3 separate regions of the Homo sapiens genome follow, and all the other regions are linked to region 2. A link is a contact called in ENCODE Hi-C or POLR2A ChIA-PET data. All regions are on one chromosome and are shown on one strand. Each heading gives the region's core, a stretch centred on a gene start or an enhancer-like site at or near the end of the contact. The rest is flanking DNA. Distances are from core to core; before and after follow the strand shown.

Region 1 (3,449 bases), core at 196-2,695, 1.6 Mb after region 2:
ATTGTCAACAACAAATGTTTATTGCTCTCCTTCTTTCTGCCAGTTATTCTCTAGCTGAGGATGATGATGTTGAACAAGATAGATACAGTGTCTGTTCCCTGCAGCCACCAGAGAAGACAGACATATAAATAAACTATCACCATTAAGTAAGTACACAGTGCTGTGATGGCACATAAATGAGTGTCCTGCCTTATTCTGGGTGATGAGGGAAGGCTTGCTTCCCATGCAAAATGGGATTTGAGCTCACACTTCCAGTAACAGTCAAGATGGAGGGTAGGAATGGGAAGGGAAGGGCATTCTAGATTTAGAGAACAGCATTTTTAGCATGTAGGGCTGAGGTAGAGTCAGGGAATGAATGGGAGTGATAAGAAGCCACAGAGGCAAGTGGGAGCCAAATACCAGTCTCCAGTGCAGCAGCGTTGGATGGATCAGAGCTGGAAGGAAGAAAAGCCCACATTACCAGGGTTAGGGGGTGTGTGAGGGGGTGGGGATTTTAAGGGTCGTCCAATCCAGTGGCATTTAGTACTGTCTCCCTTCCCCCAGGGCTCATTTTGGAATTTTATGGTAGGTATTTTGTTATATTTGGTGTCAGTGGTAACATTGCTACTAGCGTTGTGGATAGGAGCCAGGATCCTGCAATGTACAGGACAGTCCTGCCCACTGAAAAAATGTTCACACTTTCAAATGTCTTGCTGAACATTCAGGTAGGTGAAAATTCTATTTCTAAATTATCTGAATCTAAACCTGTTTTCTGGATAAACATGTATTTTTGCACAGTTTTAACATACACTGATCTTCCAGGAATGTAATTATTGTATAATCAAGAGACGATTGTCCTGTGTTTCATTCAGAACTTCACGAAAACATGTTTGCCATTTTGGATCATAATTTTGTGACTTTTGCAACAATGTAAGTCACAGCTTTGTGGCTGTGGCACTCAGACAACGTCTATGTGTAAAGGCGACCACCTTATTAGGTCTCCTGCAGCAGCCAAGACCAAACACATTGAAGTATGTGTTTTTAAACGACAGATGACGGTCCTCTTTTTTTTCTCTTTCATTACACTTAAGGCATAACATTAGTTTTTAATATGTAGGTGTGTATGTTATGTATGATTTTCTAGGCCATTATATATGAATATCAGGTCAGGAGAATAAGATGGACATTACAAACTATTTGTTAGAAAAAGGGGGCATTGGGTGTGACAGCGCGCCATCCACTGGTCCATTTCCAAGACTCCCACACGTGGCTGCACCTGCAGCTTCACCTCCCCGGGCTGGGTCCCCGCTTGGCTCTGATTCTTACCTGCCCCATTCCCCAGGGGTAACAGTCACCGTGGGCCAGACCCGAGCTAGCCGACAGGGATGCGGCCACAGCTGGCCGGGCGTGACCACCACCGAGGCGCAGCGACCTTGCTCCTAGAGAGGCCCGGCCGCCTGGTGACGCACTTCCGGCAGCGCCGGGGAGCAGTCCGCTACGGAGGTGAGTGCAGGGCTCCGGGCGCTGTGTGCCGTGCCCTGTCCCCCAGGCTCTGGGTCCGGTTGAGACGCACTCCCACCCTGGGTGCTGCAGGGTCTCCCGTGGCCTACGCTGCCAGGAGGCCCAGGCTGGGAGAGGGAGCAGGGCGGCGGCCCGGGGTGCTCTTCCGCGCTCCTCGACTCCAGCTTTGGTCTTTGTGGCTCAATAGCTTGCGCCCATTGGAAGGGGAAACGCACGTTGCTGTCCCAGCCACGAGGCCCTGAGCATTTAGCACTTGGTCGACGGGGGAAGATGTGTCGGTGCAGCTAAAAGATGGAATATTTGCGGGCGTGAAGCGGCCCGAGGTGATACCACAAGTCTTTTGACATGCTGAGGTCTGGCAGGAACATTAACCTATGTGCATCCCGAGTATGGACCGTGTGCTCCCAGGCTCCTGACATAGGGTCATGAATTAGGGCCGAGTGGGAGCGCAGAGCCCCTCCCAGTCACCCGGCAGCAGAAGCAGCCCGGCTTTTGGAGGACATTGTCTCCTGGAGCAGTGTCAGTCCCAAAAGGTAACTCAGCCCTGCTTCTCTCGGCTCAGGGTTGACAGTGACCTGGGAATGACTTCTACAACGTAATTACGAATTCACTCAGTTTTAGAATATATTTAGTAGTCTCAGAATCGCTAATTCATACCCCCATGAAAAGCAAATTTACTACCTAAAGTACAGTACTTGGATACAGGTCTTTTTGTCTTTACTCTTATGGTATTTAGTCAAAATACTGTTTTCCAAAGTTGCTTACCCCTTTTCTTTCCTACCACTTAAGTGTGGTTATGTTCACTGTAGTATAGTTAAGCACATTGGCTGTTCTTTGTATTACATTTTGGGTCCTCAATTTCACCCCATCCTTGCTGGTTTATATATTTATTTAAAATATATATTTATATGTTACATATATAGTAGTAAACATCCATGAACACACCACCCAATTAAGAAAGAGAAGATTGCCAGTACTGCTGAATTTATCAATGTGTTCCTCCTCCTCAACCCAACTCCCAGCCTCCAACCCCTAGAGGTAACAGTTATATTGACTTTTGTGTTAATTGTAGCCCTGTTATTTTAAAAAATAATTACATATGCATGTATCTGTAAGCAATGTACTTAAATTTTTTTTTTGAGCTTCATATAAATGGCACCATTGTGTGTATAAGTCATCTGGGACTCGCATAATTCAATGTTAAGTTTCCAAATTCATTCTGTGTGTAGCTTCTGGGTAATGTTCCATTGTAAAAACTGTATGAAAATTTATCGATGTATTTTCAATGGACATGTGGGTTGTTTTCAGTGTTTTGTTATTAAAATGTGCTGATAATATTTTTGTACGTACTTCCTACATATGAGAGTTTCTCTAGTGTGTAAGTTTTTAAAATTAGGCACAAATGTTGAATTATGTTAAACATCTTTGGCATCTGTTGAGATGGACAGTGTGTTTATCTTTCTTTGATTTATTAATGTGAAAAATATACTAATTAGTATCTTCGTGGGATAATCCTACTTACTCATGATGTATTTAATGAACTATTGGAGTCTATTCCTTGATAGAATTTTTGCATTAGAATTCATAAATGAGACTGGTCTGTAGTTTTTGCATCAGTATTGTGCTGGCACCATAAAAAGAATTGGGAAACTTACTTTGCTGTGCTCTGCTACGGTTTACATAGTGTTAGAATTACTCATTTCCGAAACATTGAAAGAATTTGCTCATGACACATCTGAGCTCAGTGTTTTGTGAGAGTTAGTTCTTCACTGGCCATCTTGGTTTAATTAGGTAAAAGTAATCAAGGATTATGTAGAAAATCTATATAATGTCATAACAGGAAAAAACCTGGAATCGTATTTAAAAAAAAAAACTATCCCCTTGGGAGGGAGCCAAGAGACCAAAGAATGCCTTGGACGAGTCCAGCTTGGCAAGTAGATGAGTTTATT
Region 2 (3,309 bases), core at 19-2,518:
AGAGAATATACTAGAGATTGACGCAGTGTCAAAAGTATGAGTTGCTGTGTGTGTATGAGAAGAGAGATAGAATACAGACACAGTCAGTCTTGAAAGCTTGGTGGTAGGTGAATCCATATTTGGAGATGATTTTGAAATAGTCTAGCAAATGGTGTACGAAGAGGATTTCGTAAAAAGTGTACACGGAGTCAGTTTTGAAAAGACTGCGGTTTGGGAAGATGAGGTGTGGGCAGGAAAACCTACTCTAGGCCAGCAGCCTTCCTCTGTCTGTGTGTCTCCCTTCCCCCTCCTCGGGTTTTAGTTTTTAATTACTTAATGCTGAAACGCACAGGGCTTATATAAATATTTGCAAATGCTCTTTCCTATTGATTTCTCTGAATAAACTGCCCTGCTCCGGTCCAGAGAGGAGGCGATTCAGATCTGTGGACTTTTTAAACATACAAAGTCTCTGGAGGAGTGGTGTTCTCTGCGTGTGTGTGTGTGTGTGTGTGTGTGTAGAGTTGTAGGTATGAGGATTTGGGGGGCCCGCAAAGAGAGTTCAGGCTCTCAGTGGTGTGGGCCAAGAAAACTGGGGTGGAGCTGGTCCCATGGCCTGGCAGTCCTGACGTGTGTGTGTGTGTATGTGTGTGTGTGTGTGTGTGTGTGCGCGCGCGCGCGCGCGCGCGTACGTCTGCACCGTGTGGGTGTCTTCACTGGGGGAGTCTGGATGCATATGCACTTACTTCCCCCACCCCTATTAAATATGGAGCAGCTTTTCAGGACTCTGTGACTGCCTTCTCCTCAGGGTCACATTGAGTTTGAATCTGACCCAAGGTGCAGGAATCCTGCAATGGGGAAATAAAAGAATATACAGAACGGGGTCAGGTCAGCTGCTCAGAGGCCAAAACCCCTACAGCTGCTTTGATTTTATTTTTTGGTGTATATTTTAGGCTCCTCCTGCCATTGTACAAATTGTGCCTCCCCCTTTCAGGTGTTTGGTCTGTGGTTTAAAGGCACCAGAGCCTATGCCTGCATAGACATAGGCTCCCAGCAACAACAGAAAACCCACAATACCGAATCCAAAACAAAACCCGGGAGGAGGGGGAGAAAAAAACCCTATTGAGTTCAGGCAAATAAGGTTGGGTCTCTAGATCCGGTTACAAAGCAGCTTTGAATATGCAAGACAGTGCACAAGACCAGTTATTCCAGTTACAACAAACTATTAAAAAAAAAAAGAGAGAGAAAAGAAAAGGCATGTTTAGGTCGTAATTTGTTAGTACAAGGAAAAGAATCCCACATAAAGCTGCCTTTTTTTTTTTTCTCTCCCTTTGCTGGCTTCACACAGAATTCACTCACCCCTTTCCAATTCGTCTGCTGTATAGGTTCTTTTATTAAAATCTTTTGGGTTTAGGAAGATGGCTGCAAGCAACACATTTTCTGTATTTTTTTCCCCTTTATCTTAGAGAGAGAGAGTTGGCAGGGGTTCTGTGGTTTGCAGTTACACAATATGTTATCATGTTTTTAATCACTAAATCATTGCAGTGGTTATAGATTTACAGTCTTGGGGTATTACAGAGAGGAGCAACGGCGGCTATATATATGCCTTTAAATTACACCAATGTAAACTGAGTGCGGCAGCTGTGAATATGGTCGGCAGACATCTATTCCCTCCCCCACCAAGTTCTTTCTCCCTCTGTGATTTTTCTCCCAAATTTCTTGGTTTGCTTAAAATAAGCTACCCCTCTCTTCCCCTGTATTGTCTCTTCGCCACCTCTTCCAAAAAAATTAATTTTCATTTTAGACCTTTAACCCCAGAAAAGCTAGAATTCAAACTCTTGAGCTATAAACTTCGGATGAGAGTATAATAACAATAATAATGAAAAGTGTGGATTTCCTAAAAAAAAAAAAAAAAAAAAAAAAAATCCTCCTGGTTTCCATACCGACCTCCTGTATCGGGATGGAGGGTTGATTGCACGTCAGAAAGTAGGGGGGCGGGTGTGGGGGAGGGGAACCGGGCTGGTGGCGCTCGCCTGCCTGGAACCTCGAATGTCCTGTCCCCTGCGAGCCCACTTTCAGCTTCTGTTTTTCATATTATTATGTAACAGAATCCTTGGCAGCATTAAAAATTCAGTATTACAAGCTGATTGTAATGCTACCTCATTAGACAACACTGTCTGGCCTTGTATTAAGTGAAACGTGGAGCATGGCTTTTAGATTATAAACACCAATAAATATTAAGGATCAGCAGAGGGGGCAGTAGTAACTGGGTTTTGGGCTCCTTCTGGTTTTATCACTCCTCCCCCCAGCCCCCCAGATCATCTTCCCTTCAGCCCCTTTCCTCCCCCCTCCCTCCATGGTAACTGTCATGCGTTTTCTTGTGGGGCTGCTGATGTGTCGACCCTGGTGACATTTTAGGAAGGCTTTTTATAGAGTTTTCTTGTGTACACAAAAGGTTTGGAAGTTTGTTTTGTTTTGATCTGCAGTAAACAGGTCCTTCACTTTGCTGACGTCATTTCCGTTCATATTTGAGTTGTTGATTGTGCTTCTTTGCAGGGCCCTCTTATCCCTACCCCCGCCTTGCCTTTCAGCTCAGAGCCTGTGGCTGCCTGGGGAAGGGGGAGTGTGCTCCTAAGCTGCCAGGTCTGGGTTCAAAGGCTGAGGGTCGCGTGGCTGTGCCTCGTCCTAGGGTTTGCCCGCTGGGGAAGATGCTTCCAGCTTCAAATCTGGTTAAACACTCCGACATCCACTCGCCCTGGTATTTTCATGGCACGCAGTGATTCATCTCAGCTTCCTTTCTTTGTAACACCTCCCCCCACTTTGCCCCTGCCACACCTTGTCTGTGTCTTTAATACATCCTTATTGTCCACTTCTCCATGCCCCCACCCACCGAAAAACCTTGTAATGACGACTCGGAGACTTTGATTCAGTTGCAAATCTGAAGCTGGCATTAGTGGACCTCATGCTGTGAAAAAAAGAAAGTGTTTCAAGGCCTTGCCCCCGCAGCCTCCCCACCACCGCCTTCCATCCCTGTTGGGTTGTTTGTGCATGTGTGTTTCTCCCCGTTTCCTGCCTTTTCGTAGATATAAAGGCCGTTCTGGTGTCACTAAAAATGACTATAGTGTCCAGTGTCTCTTATTTCCATGTGATCTACAATTGGAACCCCCCTCCAAAAAAGAAAAGAAAAGCAGGATGAGGAAAGGAAAGAGGAAAATCTGACTGCATAGGCCCCAAAGGCTTTCCTCTAATAGAATGATGGGTTTTAGGTTAAAAAAAAAATTATTGTTTTGTTCTTTTAGGTTTAGAAATAATAGGGAGAGAGGGAAAAAGCAG
Region 3 (3,497 bases), core at 410-2,909, 1.6 Mb after region 2:
AACACACTAAAACCTATTTAATTTTATACTCTGCATTGATGAATTGTATGGTGTGTGAATTAAATGTTAATAAGGCAGGTGTGTGTGTGTGTGTTCAGTATTTTTGAAACTAAATTCTTTCACCTTCTTGCCTGAAACCAGCTCCTCTTCTTCAATTCCTGATCTCAGCTAATGGCACCTTCATCTATCAGGTCATCCAAAATTCATGGCTATTATAGATTGCTCTGGCTGCCTTGTATTCAGTCATTAAAAAAAAAAATGTCCACCGTTTTCACTTCCTAAATAGTTACTTAATATATCCCTCCTTAGACCTGGTCTTTCTTTCTTTTTGTTTTTTTTTGTTTTTTTGGTTTTTTTTTTTTTTGAGATGGAGTTTTGCTTTTGTCGCCCAGGCTGGAGTGCAATGGCACAATCTCGGCTCACTGCAACCTCCACCTCTCGGGTTCAAGCAATTCTCCTGCCTCAGCCTCCCGAGTAGCTGGGATTACAGGTGCCCGCCATTACGCCTGGCTAATTTTTGTATTTTTAGTAGAGACGAGGTTTCACCACGTTGACCAGGCTGGTCTCGAACTCCTGACCTCAGGTGATCTGCCCGCCTTGGCCTCCGAAAGTGCTGGGATTACAGGCGTGAGCCACCGCGCCTGGCCTGCTGACCTGGTCTTTCTTAACGTGTCTGGGTCTTTACCTCTAAGGAGGACAGCTTTTTTGTGCAAAGACCCTTTGGCAGTCTGGTGACACCTTCAAAACCAATGAACATACAATTAAACAGTTTTTTAGAATTTGTGATACAGAAATATAAGTGCAGCTTTACCAACGTGATGAAATGTAATGACAAGACTTGAGGTGGGCCCGATAACAACAAGGACAATTTCAAATTAGTGACGAGAATAGCCATATTCTGAGATCTGCATCAACTGTAATGTGATATGAAAATATCTGTGATTTCTATCGGTGACAGTCACAGATACGGCTGATACTACAGTAGTTTGTTGCCAACATAGAAGAAAATGCTAAATTTCGGTTAGAGATTAGCGAAAACAATGATATACTTTCTTTCCTATTCAAGGTCTCTGAGGATCCCCGGGTGGAAACTCCTCCCGGGAGTAAAACCACACAACCACTGAGAAGACCGCTCCGGCATCCTAGAGAGTACGCGTGTGAGCCTGGGTGCAAGGCCAAAGTAGTGACGCACTTCCGTTCACGCACCGCTTTCTGTTTTTCCTGAGGTGAGTGTTGGGGTTTGTCGCCTAGGAGTCCTTGCTAGGCTCAGGCACTGCACCTCTAGAGAAGGCTGTCGGCTTCGTCCCTGCTGCCTCAGTGGAGGGAGACAGGGCGGCCCCTCCGGGACCGGGGAGCGGAGGCTGCTCGCGGGCCGGTCCCGGTCTCCCTCTGGTGCCTTCGCTCCCCCACGCCTGCATCGGCGCCTTGGGAAATGGAGGCTGTGGATATGGGCGGCTGGATGGAAGGGACGCCTCTGTTCTCGACGCCGCCCAAACCCCATCTGCTCATTGGGCCACAGCTGCTTACTGAGCAGCTATGTGCCAGTTCCTGCTCTAGATTCCGGGGATGCAGCGGTGAATGAGGCGGGGCGTGGGCCCCGCCCCCAGGAAGCTTTCCGCCCAATGGGAAAGTCATGTATTAATCAAATCTGGTTATTTCACTCCACCTGCCCGTGACTTAGTGCACGTAGATCGAAGACCAAGTTCTTGACGTGCACAAAGTGTGGCTTTGTCCCTTGTGACTTCTTCAGCATCATCTAACAGCACACTCTCCTTTGACTGCTACTACAGTGTTCTTGATCCTTCACTACTAGAACATGGCTTTTGCGTATGCTGTTACTTTTGTAAAGATTTCCTTCATACCTTAGTTAATTTATTTTCTTAAGCTTCCCATCCACGTTAGTTTCCCCTGGCAGTGATTTAAATTGTGGACTTAAAAGTTATTTGAGAGAATCTTGATTAATGTGTCTTTCCTTTAGACTAAGCTCTGCGAGGGACAGGATCATGCCCCTTCTCTCTCTACTTCATCTGTTGTGTGTCACACGTGGCCTTGCATGAAATATGTATGAGATAAATATTTGTTGAATGAAGAAAGCACAAATCAATATATAATTTCAAACTGGATTAAGTGGTATATAGGAAAAGGAGTACGGTGCGAGTGGAGTGTTTAACAGAGACACCTGACCTGGTCTGTAGAGCGATCATGATCTGAAGGTGAAGGGTGGATAGATTACTGGAGAGAATGGCGGCTAGATTACTGGAGAGAATGGCAGGCAGAGAATCTCAGTTGTAATGGTTCTGAGATTGGAGAAGAGTAGTTCATACAGAAGAAACAGCAGGTATGAAGGTCCTGAGTTAGCACAGAGGAAACTGAAAGAAGGCCATTGTAGCTAAACTAAGAGAAAAGAGGGTGGCGGCACAAGATGAGGCTCGCAGAAAACAGCATCATGCATTAAGTCCCTGTAGGGAAGATGCTGGCTTTTTATAGAATATTGCTGTTTAACTAGAATACAAAGTGTCTGTAAGAGATGATATAGTTAAAACAATAACCCAGATGTTTTAGTGTGTTGAGTTGGCCCTTCAGGGTCCTTTGGTAATCAGTTTCTGGTTTTCATGGCCCTTGAGTGGGGCAATGAACAAAAAAGATGCCTGCTCCAGGTCCAAGTAAAGGAAGACTTGCTCTGAGATTTTTTTCCTGAGTTTTCTTGGCCATTCTTGTCTATTATTTTATGTTAACCTTAAAATCATTTTGCCAGTTCTAAAAGCATTCCTGTTAGGATTACTATTGGAAAGAATTTAGTGTAGTTATTAAAAGCAGGAGGCGGTGCCTCACGCCTGTAATCCCATCACTTTGGGAGGCCGAGGTGGGTGGATCGCTAGAGGCCAGTAGTTTGAGGACTAGTCTGGGCAATATGATGAAACCCTGTCTCTACTAAAATTACAAAAATGAGCCAGGTGTGGTGGCACATGCCTGTAATCCCAGTTACTTGAGAGGCTGAGGCAGGAGAATTGCTTGAACCTGGGAGGCCGTGGTTACAGTCAGCTGAGATCACGCCATTGCACTCCAGCCCAGGTGACAGTGAGATTCTTGTCTCAACAAACAAACAAACAGACAAAAACATGACCTTTGAAGCCTGGCAGATCTAGTGTGGGATCCGAGTTCATCCATTCACCAGCTGAGTGATCTTGGTAGAAGAAATTATTCTCTTAGCCTTGTCTTCTCATTTGGGAAAAATTAAAGGTTCAAAAGATTGTTGTGAGGACTAAATAAGAGAATATGTATTTTTCATCCAAAAGCATGATACTTGCTATTTTTAACCTTTTATATTCTCAGTCAAATTTATTTTTAAAAATAAAGGTCTGAGATTCTTCTTGTTAGGTTTCGCTCTGAGTTTATTGGTGTCTTTTGCTTGTTTTGCTCTTCATTTAGCTTGGTGTTGGTGAGGACAGGCTCTGGTGTCCTAGGACAAGTTACTTATTCTTTCAAAATCTGTTTCC

Evidence for each region. A loop is a pair of places that touch in the nucleus more often than their neighbours do. ChIA-PET counts read pairs that join two places held with the same protein, here RNA polymerase II (POLR2A). Pooled maps may share reads with other maps.
Region 1: a loop to region 2 is called in a pooled map, with 2.5 times the contacts of the local background. The contact joins the promoter of ZNF23 here to the enhancer-like site in region 2. A Hi-C loop is called at or near these places in 1 of 168 maps with a recorded cell type or tissue (breast epithelium) and 2 of 50 pooled maps. POLR2A ChIA-PET finds 5 or more read pairs at or near these places in 2 of 52 experiments (IMR-90 and activated CD4-positive, alpha-beta T cell).
Region 3: a loop to region 2 is called in a pooled map, with 5 times the contacts of the local background. The contact joins two enhancer-like sites. A Hi-C loop is called at or near these places in 1 of 168 maps with a recorded cell type or tissue (breast epithelium) and 2 of 50 pooled maps. POLR2A ChIA-PET finds 5 or more read pairs at or near these places in 1 of 52 experiments (IMR-90).

Annotation. Positions count from the first base shown.
Region 1 is chr16:71,460,243-71,463,691 of GRCh38, reverse strand. It overlaps ZNF23 (zinc finger protein 23), which reads left to right and starts at 1,445. Exons shown (of 5, transcript NM_001381984.1): 1 at 1,445-1,482. It overlaps LOC124903709 (a long non-coding RNA gene), which reads right to left and starts at 1,380. Exons shown (of 2, transcript XR_007065105.1): 1 at 400-1,380. RefSeq lists enhancers at 1,327-1,486, 1,757-1,846.
Region 2 is chr16:73,053,035-73,056,343 of GRCh38, reverse strand. It overlaps a transcript of ZFHX3 not described here. Among named protein-coding and RNA genes, the nearest start is that of ZFHX3, 6.6 kb to the right of the region's middle. RefSeq lists enhancers at 629-1,141, 2,206-2,706, 2,707-3,207. Within about 2 kb of position 1,268, at least 21 of the 41 ENCODE cell types and tissues checked have a DNase peak (open chromatin) inside an H3K27ac peak, as active enhancers do.
Region 3 is chr16:71,482,318-71,485,814 of GRCh38, reverse strand. It overlaps ZNF19 (zinc finger protein 19), which reads left to right. Exons shown (of 6, transcript NM_006961.4): 2 at 1,067-1,226. Among named protein-coding and RNA genes, the nearest start is that of ZNF19, 5.3 kb to the left of the region's middle. RefSeq lists a silencer at 1,191-1,470 and an enhancer at 1,038-1,947. Within about 2 kb of position 1,659, at least 41 of the 41 ENCODE cell types and tissues checked have a DNase peak (open chromatin) inside an H3K27ac peak, as active enhancers do.